Linked DNA regions of Homo sapiens: regions 2 and 3 are each linked to region 1. The links are chromatin contacts, found by Hi-C or POLR2A ChIA-PET in ENCODE. All regions are on one chromosome and are shown on one strand. Each heading gives the region's core, a stretch centred on a gene start or an enhancer-like site at or near the end of the contact. The rest is flanking DNA. Distances are from core to core; before and after follow the strand shown. Region 1 holds the start of LINC03011 (long intergenic non-protein coding RNA 3011). Region 2 overlaps LINC00174 (long intergenic non-protein coding RNA 174). Region 3 has its middle 12 kb from the start of LINC00174.

Region 1 (4,566 bases), core at 950-3,449:
GTTCAAGCGATTCTCCTGCCTCAGCCTCCCAAGTAGCTGGGACTAAAGGCGCCCACCACCACGCCCATCTAATTTTTGTATTTTTAGTAGAGATGGGGTTTTGCCATGTTTGCCAGGCTGGTCTCGAACTTCTGACTCCAGGCGATCGACCACCTAGGTCTCCCAAAGTGCTGGGATTACAGACATAAGCTACCGTGCCCTGCCAACATTTAGGTAGAAATCTTACACATATTCCTATCTTTGTTCTCTCCCCACTTACATTTCTGACCTCTTCTTTACAGCTAAGAACAAATCATTTGTGGACTTGAAAAGAGTTATCATAGTAACTGAAAAAAAAACCCCAAAAACCAGAAGAGTTAAAATGCCATTCTTGCTGCTCTTTTAATTAATCAACCCTAAAAAGGCTAACTCACTTGGACACTACTTAATTAACAATCAATTAGTAAGGAAAAGATATTGAAGCAGTAAACTTAAGTGGCGGCGAAAAGTTCTGTTGACCAAACATGGATTCTCTCCTCCTAGAACCAAGTTACAGTTGGAGTTACAGAAAATACTTTGAACAGGTCCTTCGGCATCCTGTAGGAAATCAGACAAAAACACAGATCAGTTACTTTCTCTTTTTTCTTTTTTTGACACAGTGTCTCACTCTGTCGACCAGGCTGGAGTGCAGTGGCGAGATCACCGCTCACTGCAGCCTCCACCTCCTGGGCTCAAGCGATCCTCCCGCCTCAGCCCCGCAAGCAGAGGGGACTACAAGCCCGTGCCACCATGCCCAGCTAATTTTTTGTGTGTGTGTGTGATGGAGTCTCGCTCTGTGGCCCAGGCTGGAGTGCAGTGGAGCGATCTCCGCTCACTGCAAGCTCCGCCTCCCGGGTTCACACCACTCTCCTGCCTCAGCCTCCTGAGTAGCTGGGACTACAGGCGCCCACCACGACGCCCAGATAATTTTTTGTATTTTTGTAGAGACCGAATTTCACCATGTTGCCCAAGCTAGTCTGGAACGCCTGAGCTCAAGGGATCCGCCCACCTAGGCCTCCCAAAGTGCTGGGATTACGGGTGTGAGCCACTGGGCCGGCCCAATAACTTTCTTCAGTCTGAGCATGAGCACTGGAAGAAAAGCTCTCACTTGCATATATTTTTTTTTTAGAGACAGGGTCTCCCTCTGTCACCCAGGCTGAAGTGCAGTGGTGTAATCTCGGCTCACAGTAACCTCAACCTCCCGGGCTCCATCGCATATATATATATATATATACACACACATATATATAGTTTTTTATTTTTTAGACGGAGTCTTGGTCTGTCGCCCAGGCTAGAGTGCAGTGGCACGATCTCGGCTAACTGCAGCCTCTGCCTCCCGGGTTCAAGCAATTGTCTGCCTCTGCCTCAACCTCCCGAATAGCTGGTATTACATGTGCCCGCCACCACGCCCGGCTAATTTTTGCATTTTTAGTAGAGACGGGATTCACCATGCTGGCCAGGATGGTCTTGAATTCCCGACCTCGTGATCCACCTGTCTCGGCCTCCCAAAGTGCTGGGATTACAGGCGTGAGCCACCGCGCCCGGCCCGATCGCTTATATTTTTAAAAAGATGTTTTCTTGGTTTCCTAGCCCCTCGTACCCCCTACAAAGTTCCAAAGGCTTTGATGTTGTTGCAACGGCCATCAGAGGTCAAGCCGAGGGGTGCAGCTCCCTAATGCGGTGCAGCCTCAGACGGGGCCGATCCTGCCCAGGATGAGCGGCGCCAGGGGTGGGGGACGCTGCCGGCGTCCCCGGGACCTGGCTGGGGGAGGAGTTGGGGGGCGCACCTACACAGGCTCAGGTGACGCGAGTGTGCGGCAAGGGCTGTAGCCGGAGCTAGCGGACTTGTGGCCACTGAGGAGCTTCTGCCTGAACGTGCCCTCCAGGCGACAGCCGCTTGGTGCGCAGCGCCTGCTCGCTAAGCGTCAGGCCCTTGCTGCGCCCTACGCCGCAGGCTGGGAAGTAGCGCAGGCAGTAGTAGTACAGGCAGCGGTAAAGCTCCTCCTTGTAGCTTATTGGTGTCGGCGGCCTGGTCTGGGCCTGCGGACCCTAACCCACCGCCTGCTGACACTGACCGGCAGTCTGTGGCCATGCGTCTGCGCATGCGCTCTCCTGGAATACCCAGCCGCTGCGCCTCGAGTTCCGATTGGTTCTACAGAAGGGGCGGGCCTGTGAGATATCACAGGGGCGCGCCTCAGCTGACGTCACAGGCGCGGGCCTTCCGGCGTCGTAATAGCGCCGGCCTTCGGCGACGTCACAGTGGCGCTACAGTGCCTGGAGCTGCGCTGGTTTTTCCTCGGAGTGGAGCCTGGTAACCGCGACTTCCCCGCCATGTTCTGTGTGTTGCTGGCTGGAGAAGGGTGGTTGACAAACTCCGACCCAGCACAGTGTTTCTGTGGGTCAAAACTAGAAAACTATGTCCAGGCTCGGCCGAGGCGGAAGGATCCGTTCAGGCCAGGAGTTAAAGAGCTGCCTGGGCAACATGGCGCGACCCCATCTCTGTAGTCCCACCTCAGCTTCCCAGATACTTGAACCCCAAGGTTCAAGGCTGCAATGAGCTATGATCCCATCACAGCACTCCATCCTGCGAGACGGAGGTAAACCTTGTCTAAAAAAATAAACTATCCAAGTGTACAACAGGGAGGGACTGCTTAAAGAAAACATGATAATTGTATGTTCAAATACTTTTAACAAGTGCAAAATGTATAGGCTGAAATAAATAGGGCTGGCCGGGCACGTTGGCTCACGCCTGTAAATTCCAACATTTTGTGTGCTCGAGGCATTCCGATCAGTAGACATGGGTGAAACCCCATGTCTACTAAAAATATAAAAATTAGGCCAGGAACTTTGCATCGTTTTAGGGGGCTCGCATCTCCCTAAGGGCCCGGTAATTGAACCCCTTGGACCTGAGGGTGAGAAACCTTGGCTCAGTTCTTCCCAGGGTGATCAGCCCAGGGGTAAGCGAGGAGAGACCAGAAAACAGGACCCATGAGAAGGTCCCCCTCCTGGAGTTTGAGGCCCATTCCTTCTTGTCCCTGCGTCTCCTCTTTCCAGGACTCCTCCCTGCTCTGCCCCACTCCTGGGAGTGGGGTCATGGCCATGGGGGGCTGCTTTTGGGTACAGGCCCCAGCGGCAACCCTGGGCCCAAAGTGGGCAGGCTCACCTGGAGGGGATCAGAGTCACATGGCAAGACGCAAGGGGAAAAGCCGCGCTGGAACCGCACCTCTCTGCCCCCTGATGTCAGTGGGTGCACTCTTCCCTCACCTCACTCAGGCAGCGGCTTGAGTTCCATGGGAGCACTGTCCTGCTCCCTCTGCTGCCTCTTTTTAGTCTTGGGGCTACTATAACACTTTCCCTTCCCCAGCCCTGCCAACCTGGTGGGACATTGGGCTTCCCTCTTCCTGGGGACAGGCGGGTCCTGGGGACAAGCCTGTCCTGTATCATACCTGCAGCGAGACTCTTTTTTTCTCCAGGACCTGCGGAGCAGCCAGGCTTCATGAGTTAAATGCAGATCTGAACCATACCCAGTTGGGATTGGGGTACACACTCTACTCCTCTGAAAACTAGCTAGGGGTTCGAACTTGGTGAGAGGGAGAGTGGGACAGAGCCAGACCAGACAAGGACTGATCACCTGGAAAAACCTGCCATCAAAGACCTTGACGAGTGCTGGGGGCGGTGGCTCATGCCTGTAATCCCAACACTTTGGGAGGCTGAGACAGGTGGATCACTTGAGGCCAGGAGTTCGAGTCCCGCCTGGGCAACATGGCAAAACCCTGTCTCTACTAAAAATACAAAAATTAGCTAGGTATGCTATGCTCCTGTAATCCCAGCTACTCGGGAGGTTGAGGCAGGAGAATCGTTTGAACTGGGGAGGTAGAGGTTGCAGTGAGCTGAGATTGTGTCACTGCCCTCCAGCCTGGGTGACAGAGTGAGACTCCGTCTCAAAAAAAAAAAAAAAACCCACCTGAAGAAGGTTTCCAGTTCTGCCAGCAGTCCCCCATCCAACCCCCAGAAGCAGACATTCCTTTGCTGTGGGCCATGGACAGGCAGAAGGAAGCGCCTCCTCATGGCAGAGGCCTACCCAGGAGAAACCCAAGGGAAGGCACTGCCTGGCCAGCCCCTCTGCCAAAGCCATTTTCTTTTTTCCTTTTTTTTTTTTTTTTTTTTTGAGACACAGTTTCACTCTGTCTCCCAGACTGGAGTGCAGTGGCATGATCTTGGCTCACTTCAACCTTCACCCCCTCCCCCGCCCCCTGCCGGGTTCAAGTGATTCCCATGTTTCAGCTTCCTGAGTAGCTGAGATTGCAGGCATGCGCCACCACACCTGTCTAATTTTTGTAGAGACGGGGTTTCACCATGTTGGCCAGGCTGGTCTGGAACTCCTGACTTGAAGTAATCTGCCCACCTCGGCTTCCCAAAGTGCTGGGATTACAGGCGTGAGCCACTGCGCCTGGCCCCTTCAGGTGGGTATTGAGGCTTCACTACAATACTAGTTCCCCGTTGCTGCCGCAATAAATTACCACACACTTAGTGGCTTAAAACAGCATA
Region 2 (4,566 bases), core at 740-3,239, 110 kb after region 1:
ATCACCATCCCTACAGAAATATACATGAATTAGCCTAGTGTGGTGGCATGTTCTTGTAGTCCCAGCTACTTGGGAGGCTGAGGTGGGAGGATCACTTGAGCCCAGGGAGGCTTAGACTGCAGTGAGTCATGATCAGGCCTCTGCACTCCAGCCTGAGTGACAGAGTGACCCCATCTCAAAACAACAAAAAAGTAGCAGCTAACATTAACTGTCCTTCTACCAGGTGCCTATAAATACCATAGATAGTTTAATTTCTTTTTTTTTTTTTTTTTTTGAGACGGAGTCTCGCTCTGTCACCCAGGCTGGAGTGCAGTGGCGCAGTCTCGGCTCACTGCAAGCTCCGCCTCCCGGGTTCACGCCATTCTCCTGCCTCAGCCTCTCCGAGTAGCTGGGACTACAGGCGCCCGCCACCACGCCCGGCTAATTTTTTTTTATTTTTAGTAGGGACGGGGTTTCACCGTGGTCTCGATCTCCTGACCTCGTGATCCACCCGCCTCGGCCTCCCAAAGTGCTGGGATTACAAGCGTGAGCCACCGCGCCCGGCCAGATAGTTTAATTTCTTATAACTGTTTCTTATTTCACTTAACCACTCTGTCTTCAGTTACTACCAGATTTTCACTGTGTTTGTGCAGATGACCTTTTGTTTAGGTTCAGTTGTCTTGCAAGGTATTTCCAGAAGAAAGATTACAGTGAGTCATGGTGAATGGACATTCTCATTGTCCTTGATGTAAATTGACAAGGTTTTGGGTGCCTCGCAGGTATAATCCCAGCACTTTGGGAGGCCAAGGCAGGAGGATTGCTTGACCCCAGGATTTGGAGGAGACAGTAGGGTGAGACAGTGTCTCTATTATTAAAAAAATTGCTGGTCAGGTGTGGTGGCTCACGCCTGTAATCCCAACACTTTGGGAGGCTGAGGTGGGTGGATCACCTGAGTTCTGGCTTGCGATAACCAGCCTGACCAACATGGAGAAACCCTGTCTCTACTAAAAATACAAAATTAGCTGGGTGTGGTGGCACACACATGTGATCCCAGCTACTCAGAGGCTGAGGCAGGAGAATCACTTGAACCCAGGAGGTGGAGGTTGTGGTGAGCCGACATCGCACCATTGCACTCCAGCCTGGGCAACAAGAGTGAAACTCCATCTCAAAAAAAAATAAATAAATAAATAAACAATTGGAAGCTTTACCGTGAAAGGCTTACATACAATTTAAACACCCCTCATTGTATAAGAAAGTGCCCATTTCACTGCATCTTTGCCAGCACAGGGTATTATAATTTAATAAGTTATTTTTTGTTTTATGATTTTATTATTACTTTATTTGTCACATTTCAACATCTTATACATTATTAGCCCTATTTCTTTTCTGTGTGTAAATAGTTGTTTTGTTCTTTGAGACAGGGTCTTGCTTTGTCACCCAGGCTTGACTATAGTGCCATAATCATGACTCACTGTAGCCTTGACCTCACAGGCTCAAACTACCCTCCTACTTCAGCTTCCCGAGTAGCTGGGATTATGAGTATGCACCACCACACGCAGCTAATTTTTTTCTTTTTTTGGATAGAGACAGGGTGTTGCCCAGGCTGGTCTCTACCTCCTGGCCTCAAGCAATCCTCCTGCATTGGCTTCTTAAATTACTGGCATGAGCCACCATGCCTTACTTTGGCTAGTCCTATATTCTCTAGAATTCTCTTTACTTTGTGCTAGCCAATCTCTCATGCTGTTCCCCTGTTATAATGAATAATTATCTATATTAAATTTTAGCACTTTGGGCTTTTGAGTGGTTTATGTCTCCTGATTGGACCCTGACTAATACAGAGTTGATGCTGGGAAGGGTCCCAGGAGACAGACCCACACAGATGGGATTTGGGGATCAGTTTGGTTATCTTAGGGGCCGTGCTGAGCTCCTTGCAATGGGAAATGGGATGCTGTTGATTTCCAGGAAGTGACCTCACAATGACTCAAGCTACCACTTAGTGTTGATTGTGATGAAATGCCAGCTGTGGCATATGCCTTGGGAGCTAAGTGGCTGCTGCACTTGACCACTATGAAGACTGGTGTGGAAGGGTCCTTCTGGATGTACTTGGGCAGGGTCCCCAACGCCAGAGCCATGGAACTGTAAGGAGCCACACAGCCGGAGGTGAATGGTGTTGAATGAGGGAAGCTTCATCTGTGTTTACAGCCACTCCCCATTGCTCACATTCCTGCCTGAGCTCTGCCTTCTCTCAGATCAGCAGCAGCATTAGATTCTCATAGGAGCATGCACCCCATTGTGAACCATGCATGTGAGGGATCTACGTTGCGCTGTCCCTATGAGAATCTAATGCCTGATGCTCTGTCACTTTCTCCAATATTATCTTCAAGTGAGCCACTCCTGGCCCAATTCCTGTCTCCCGTTGGCCTATAGAGGCCAAGCCTCTGCCTCATGATGGCCTCTGCAGGTCAAGCTCCTCCTCCTGGTTCCGTCTACAGGCCCAACACTTCCCTCAAATAAACTCTTCTGCCCAGCTCCTGTCCAGCTCACGGCAGCCACTGTCGGCATGAAAATTCCTCAATTCAAGCTCTCTAGGCCCACCTTCTGCCTCCCACTGGCCTGGACACGCCCAGCTCCAACCTGACAATGGTCTCTACAGGCCCAGCTCATCGGGCTCTGAGGGACCTCTCCAGGCCAAGCTCTTACCTCACGGAGGCTTCTCCAGGTCGTTTCTCCCTGTCTTCAGGCAGTGGTGACAGGTCAGCTCCTCCTCCACAGTGGCCTCGTTTGGGCAGGTCCTGCCTCTTGCAGCCTCTCAAAGCCCAGCTCCTGCCTCTGAGTGGCTTCTGCGCACCCAAATGTCCTCCAGTCAGCCTGTCCTGGCTGAGCTCCTGCGACCTGGCTGAGCTCCTGCCTCCTGTCGGCCTCTATAAACCCAGCCTCTGCTGTATGGTGGCTTCTTCAGGCCCAGCTCTTCCTCCTGGCGGTGTATACAGGTCCAACTCCTGCTTCCCAATGGACTCTTTAGGCCAGGCTCATGCCTTACGGCAGCCTTTCCTGGCCCAGCTTTTGCCTGTTGGCATACCCTCCAGGCCCACAATGTACTCAGATCAGCCACTCCATTCCCAGCTCTTCTTCCTGGCTGTGTCTACAGGCCCAACTGCTGCCTCACAACACCCTCTTTTGGCCCAGCTCCTGCCCAGCACCTGGTGGCCTCTATATGCCCCAGACTTCTTAAAGTCAACTTTGCTAGGCCCACCTTTGGCCTCCCAGCGGCTTTGACAGGACCAGCTCTTGCCTCATGGCAGCTTCCCAACGCCAGGTTTCTGCCTGCATTGTGGCATCCTTGATGGACCCAACTCTTGCTTTATGCCGGCCTTCCCACACCAAGTTTCTGCCTGCCTCATGGCAGGATCCGATAGGCCCAGCTCCTGCCTCTAATGGCCTGGTTAGGCTCATCTCATCCCTCAAGGTGGCCACCCCAGATGAAGCTCCTGCCTTTTGGCAGCCTTTAGAGGCCCAGCTCATGCATCTCATTGCCTCTTGAAGCCCAGCTCATTCCTCAAAACGGCCTATCCACGCCCAGCTTTTCCCTTTGGTGGCTTCTCCAGGCCCAGAAATTCCTCAGTTCGGCTTCGCAAGGTGAAGTTGCTGCCTCCCTGTGCCTTCTCCAGGCCCAGTTCTTCCTCCCAGCTGGGTCTACAGTCCCATCTCCTGACTCAAAACAACCTATTTTGGCTCGGCTCCTGCCCAGCACCTGGCGGCCTTTGTAGGCCTAAAGCTTCCTCAAGTCAAGCGTTCCAGGCCCAGATCATGCTGCCCAGGGGCCTTCACAGGCCCAGCTACTGCCTGACGATGGCTTCCCCAGGCCCAGGTCTTGCCTTCCCCCAGCCTCCCGAGGCCCAGCCCTTGCCTCACAGTTGCTTTCCCAGTCCACGTTACAGCCTGTTACCCGACGGCCTTGACAGACCAAACTCTTCCTTCACACTGGACAGTTTAGGACAAGCTCATACGTCTTCCAGCCTCTCCAGGTCAAGCTCCTGCCTCACACTGGCCTCTATAGGCCCAGGTGCTGAATCGCAATGGTCTGTTTAGGTCCATCTCATGCCTTTCTCAGACTCTCCAAGCGACGATCTGGCCTGACACTTGCTTCTGTGGGCCATGTGATCACTCACACTGGCCTCTTTAGGATCAGGGGATGCCTCTCCACAGGCCGAGATCCTGCCTGTTGTAGGCCCCTTCAGGATGCGCCGCTGCCTGACAGTGGACCCTCCAGGCCTAGATGTTACGTGATCATGGCCTCTGCAGGTCAAGAATTTAAATTTTCGCAGCCTCTATAGGCCAGGCTACTGCCTCCTGATAATGGCTTCTGCAGGCCCAAATCGTCCTGAAATAAGCCTCGCCAGGAACAGCACGTGTGTTGGATGCCCGAACAACCATAGCTTCTCCCGCACAGTGGCCCATGGGGGCCGGGCTCTTGCCTCAGCCTGGCCACCTCAGGCCCAGTTCTTGCCTGTTGGCGGCCGCTCCAGGCCCGGCTCCTGCCCCTCGGCCTCCTCTCCAGGCCCAGAACTGGTTCCCGTCGGCCTCTCC
Region 3 (4,566 bases), core at 1-2,500, 80 kb after region 1:
CAGCCCCGCAAGTAGTGCGGACTACAAGCCCGCGCCACCATGCCCAGCTAATTTTTTGTATTTTTGTAGAGACAGGGTTTCACCATGTTGCCCAAGCTAGTCTGGAACTCCTCAGCTCAAGCGATCCGCCCACCTCAGCCTCCCAAAGTGCTGGAATTAAGGGCCCCTGAGCCACGGGGCCGGCCCAATTACTTTACTCAGTTTGAGCATTAGCACTGGAAGAAAAGCTGTCACTTGCATATATATTTTTTTAAAGACATGATCTCACTCTGTCCTGTCACCCAGGCTGGTGTGCAGTGGCGTAATGTCGGCTTACTGTAACCTTAACCTCCCGGGCTCAAGCAATTCTTTTTTTTTTCTTTTTGAGACGGAGTCTCGCTCTGTCGCCCAGGCTGGAGTGCAGTGGAGCGATCTCGACTCACTGCAACCTCCGTCTCCCGGGTTCAAGCAATTCTCTGCCTCAGCCTCCCTAGTAGCTGGGATTATCGGTGCCCGCCACCACGCCCGGCTAATTGTTGCATTTTTAGTAGAGACGGGGTTTCACCATCCTGGTCAGGATGATCTTGTACTCCTGACCTCGTGATCCACCTCCCTTGGCCTCCCAAAGTGCTGGGATTACAGACGTGAGCCACCACGCCTGGCCCGATCGCTTTTATTTTTAATAAGATGTTTTCTTCGTTTCCTAGCCCCTTCTACCACCCTACAAATTTCCAAAGATTTTAATGTTGCTGCAACAGCCATCAGATGTCAAGCTAGGGGGTGCAGCTCCCTAATGCGGGGCAGCCTCAGAGGGGGCCAACCCTGCCCAGTATGAGCGGCGCTGGGCGGCAGGGGACGCTGCTGTGGTCCCCGGTACCTGGCTGGGTTAGGTGTTGGGGGCCGCACCTACACAGCCTCAGGTGAGGCGAGTGCGTGGCAAGGACTGCAGCTGGCTCTAGCGGGCTTGTGCTGTCCATTGAGGAGCTTCTGCGCCACCTTGTGCTTGTGCCCGCTGGGCGCCAGCAGGTTGGTGCGCAGCGCGTGCTCCAGTAGCGTCAAGCCCTTGCTGCGCCCAACGCGCAGGTAGTAGTAATCCAGGCAGTGGTAAAGCTCCCCTTGTAGCTTATTGTTGCCTGCCGCCGGGTCCGAGCCTGCAGAAGCTGACAGCTGCCTGTGGCCACCCGCCTGCGCATGCGCGCTTCTGGAAGACCCAGGCCCCCCTCCCCCGCAGCCCCGCCTCGAGTTCCGATTGGGCGCACCTCTGGTGACGTCACGGGGACGGGCGTTCGCCGAAGGCGCGTGTCTTCGGCGATGTCACAGCACCGGGCCTTCCGCGACGTCACAGTGACGGTACAGTGCCTGGAGCTAGGCTGTTTTCTCCTTAGAGTGGAGCTTGGTAACCGCGACCTCCCTGCCAGGTCCTTTGTGTTGCTGTCTGGAGATGGGTAGTTGACAAACTCCGACCCAGCACTGTTTCTGTGGGTCAAAACTAGAAAACTATGTCTGGATGCGGCCGAGGCGGAAGGATCCCTTCAGGCCAGGAGTTAAAGAGCAGCCTCAGCAACGTGGCGCGACCCAGTCTCAGTAGTTTCACCTCAACTTCCCAGCTCCTTGAACCCCAAGGTTCAAGGCTGCCATGAGCTGTGATCCCATCACAGCACTCCGTCCTGCGAGACTGAGGTAAACCATGTCTAAAAAAATAAAAAAATAAACTATCCAACTGTGCAACAGGGAGGGACTGCTTAAAGAAAACATGAGGCTGGCTGGACTCTATAATCCCAGCACTTTGGGAGGCCGAGGGGGAGGATGGCTTGGTCTAAGGAGTTCGAGACTGCCCTGGGCAACGTGACGCAACCCCGTCTGTAGAAAAGTTTCAAAAATTAGCCAGGCGTGGTGCACGCTTGGTGTATTTTTTTCCCCCCCGAGACGGAGTCTCGCTTTTTCGCCTAGGCTGGAGTGCAGTGGCGCGATCTCGGCTCATTGCAAGCTCCGCCTCCCGGGTTCATGCCATTCTCCTGCTTCAGCCTCCCCAGTAGCTCGGACTACAGGAGCCCGCCACCAAGCCCAGATAATTTTTTTGTATTTTTAGTAGAGTCGGGGTTTCACCGTGGTAGCCAGGATGGTCTTGATTTTCTGACCTCATGATCTGCCCGCCTCGGCCTCCCAAAGTGCTGGGATTACAGGCGTGAGCCACGGCGCCCGGCCTGTTGCATCTAGTTTTACTCAAGCAAAGGCTGTGGACTTCCTTAGTTTACACTGATGTATTCTAGTTTGCATCTGAAGTGTACTCTGAGGATGCTGACTTCCAGATAGCCATTTTTGGGTCAAGGGAAGTTAAAGTCTCCTGAGTATAGTAGCCATACCACCTAGAGAGCTTCCTTTTAGTTTGCTTAAAAAATGTATTTTACCTTAGTTTTCTTACATTAGGTGGGCAAAATAAGAAAGAGCAGAAGGCCAGGCGTGGTGGCTCATGCCTGTAATCCCAGCACTTTGGGTTTCTGAGTCAGGCGGATCACCTGAGTTCAGGAGTTCGAGACCAGCCTGGCCAACATGGTGAAACCCCATCTCTACTAAAAATACAAAAATCAGCCGGGTATGGTGGCATGTACCTGCAATCTCCACTACTTGGGAGTTTGAGGCATCAGAACTGCTTGACCTCAGTAGGCGGAGGTTGCAGTGAGCCGAGATTGCACCACTGCACTCCAGCCTGGGGGATAGAGCAAGACTCTGTCTCCAAAAAAAGAAAAGAAAAGTTTAGGGACACTCAGCAAAACTATAAGGCCTAGAATTGGAAACTGGGAATTACTCTGTTCGTAGATAATTTCTTTTCAAGATGGGCTAGTGGAGTTTCTGAGCAGCAGCTATGTTCTCCTTTCACATCTTCAGGTTTTATGAGGTTACCTTTCCCCCTCTGAGTGATCAGATCTGCCTCACAGTCACTCATGGGAGCCCTTGATCTCGACAAAATAGACCTTGAGTAGCTGAGTTCAAATAACTGAGGTGGCAAGAGGGGATCGGCTTCTTGGTTCGTGTATATATATATATTTTGTTTTGTTTTGTTTTAATGAAAGAGAGAAGCAGTCTCAAGGTCAGGATAACTCACCCTGATGTTCTCACTTTTCAGGGATTGTGCTGCATTCTGACTTAGATTCTGCCATCAAAAACAGAATGCCCTGATCCTTAGAGGCAGAGGCAGCTCTTCAGCCTATGGGGTAAGTAACCAGGGAATGGAGTTCTCACCAATTCTTATTTTCTATGCTAAAAGTTTTACTTTAAGATTTGGGCCTGGCTGGGTGCCGTGGCTCATGCCTGTAATCCCAGCACTTTGGGAGGCTGAGGTGGGAGGTCAGGAGATCACGAGGTCAGGAGATCGAGACCATCCTGGCTAACATGGTGAAACCCTGTCTCTACTAAAAATACAAAAAATTAGCCGGGCGTGGTGGCGGCAGCCTGTAGTCCCAGCTTCTCCGGAGGCTGATGCAGGAAAATGGCGTGAACCCAGGAGGCGGAGCTTGCAGTGAGCCGAGATCGCGCCACTGCACTCCAGCCTGGGCAACAAAGCAAGACTCCGTCTCAAAAAAAATATATATTTGGGCCTGCTTCTTTTTTGTGTGTGTGTAATGGAGTTTCACTCCTGTTGCCCAGGCTGTAGTGCACTGGTACTATCTCAGCTCACTGTAACCTCCACCTTCTGGGTTCGAGGGATTCTTATACCTCATACCTCAGCCTCCTGAGTAGCTGGGATTATAGGCATCCACCACCATGCTCAGCTAATTTTTGTATTTCATAGTAGAGACAGGGTTTTACCATGTTGGCCAGGCTGAAACGCCTTACCTCATGTGATCTGCCCACCTTGGCCTCCCAGAGTGCTGGGATTACAGGCGTGAGCCACCGTGCCCAGCCTAAACTGCCCAATTTTAAGGGGACAATTGGGAAAACAATTGTTTAAAAAGGCAATGAAGGCGTTGCCATGACTGTGGTTAGCAGTGTGAAGATCCTAGAAAACCTGCGTGAACTCCTGGGGGCTCATAGTCTACTGCCTGGTCAAGAGCTTTAGAAAACTTGGATGTACATGTTAGGACACCAGGTTCTGAAAGCTCTCAGGGTTGTATAAACTTCTATATTAAGTTCCATGATGCTCGATGGGTAGTCCCACATTTAGACACGCTATTGCTATTGCTGCTTCTTTCCTTATCATGAAAAGAGAAGATGCAGATAATACCTGAAGCAGGAAGACAAAGGGGAGATACTGAACTTGTCATCTAACTTTGGGTGCCCCTCATGCTTCGTGTTTCCCATTGAGCCTCATTTATCAGTGACACAGGGAATGGTCCCTTTGCTCTCCACTTTCCCTGTGGCTGCCTGGAGGTAGGGGAGGCAGATCATGTCACTTGCCGACATTATGTTGCTGTGGATTCGTTGGAGCGACAGGAACAGGAAATTTTCCTGGTGGTGTATGTATCACTGGGGCTCACAGGGGTACTTTTTAGTCTTCTCACTGGCCTCTGTGATTCTGTGACCCTGGTTATTACATGTTCAGAAAGTGTCAGCTTATTTGAAAGTGATACTCTTCTTTTCTATTTAAAC

Evidence for each region. Hi-C counts contacts between places; a loop is a spot of excess contacts on that map. ChIA-PET counts read pairs that join two places held with the same protein, here RNA polymerase II (POLR2A). Pooled maps may share reads with other maps.
Region 2: a map of K562 shows a loop between it and region 1 (3-fold over the local background). The contact joins the enhancer-like site here to the promoter of LINC03011 in region 1. A Hi-C loop is called at or near these places in 1 of 168 maps with a recorded cell type or tissue (K562). POLR2A ChIA-PET finds 5 or more read pairs at or near these places in 2 of 52 experiments (HepG2 and OCI-LY7).
Region 3: a loop to region 1 is called in a map of CD8-positive, alpha-beta T cell, with 12 times the contacts of the local background. The contact joins the enhancer-like site here to the promoter of LINC03011 in region 1. A Hi-C loop is called at or near these places in 19 of 168 maps with a recorded cell type or tissue (B cell, CD4-positive, alpha-beta T cell, CD4-positive, alpha-beta memory T cell and 12 more), 16 of 37 single-sample maps with no recorded cell type and 29 of 50 pooled maps. POLR2A ChIA-PET finds 5 or more read pairs at or near these places in 24 of 52 experiments (A549, CD4-positive, alpha-beta T cell, CD4-positive, alpha-beta memory T cell and 16 more).

What each region holds. Positions count from the first base shown.
Region 1 is chr7:66,491,265-66,495,830 of GRCh38, reverse strand. It overlaps LINC03011 (long intergenic non-protein coding RNA 3011), which reads right to left and starts at 2,199. Exons shown (of 2, transcript NR_134573.1): 1 at 2,094-2,199; 2 at 357-576. RefSeq lists enhancers at 2,301-2,510, 4,005-4,566.
Region 2 is chr7:66,377,379-66,381,944 of GRCh38, reverse strand. It overlaps LINC00174 (long intergenic non-protein coding RNA 174), which reads left to right. Exons shown (of 5, transcript NR_026873.1): 5 at 1,942-4,566. Among named protein-coding and RNA genes, the nearest start is that of LINC00174, 21 kb to the left of the region's middle. Within about 2 kb of position 1,989, at least 2 of the 41 ENCODE cell types and tissues checked have a DNase peak (open chromatin) inside an H3K27ac peak, as active enhancers do.
Region 3 is chr7:66,410,240-66,414,805 of GRCh38, reverse strand. No RefSeq gene overlaps it. Among named protein-coding and RNA genes, the nearest start is that of LINC00174, 12 kb to the right of the region's middle. Within about 2 kb of position 1,250, at least 16 of the 41 ENCODE cell types and tissues checked have a DNase peak (open chromatin) inside an H3K27ac peak, as active enhancers do; they include CD8-positive, alpha-beta T cell, adrenal gland, dorsolateral prefrontal cortex and 1 more, where a contact is called at or near this core.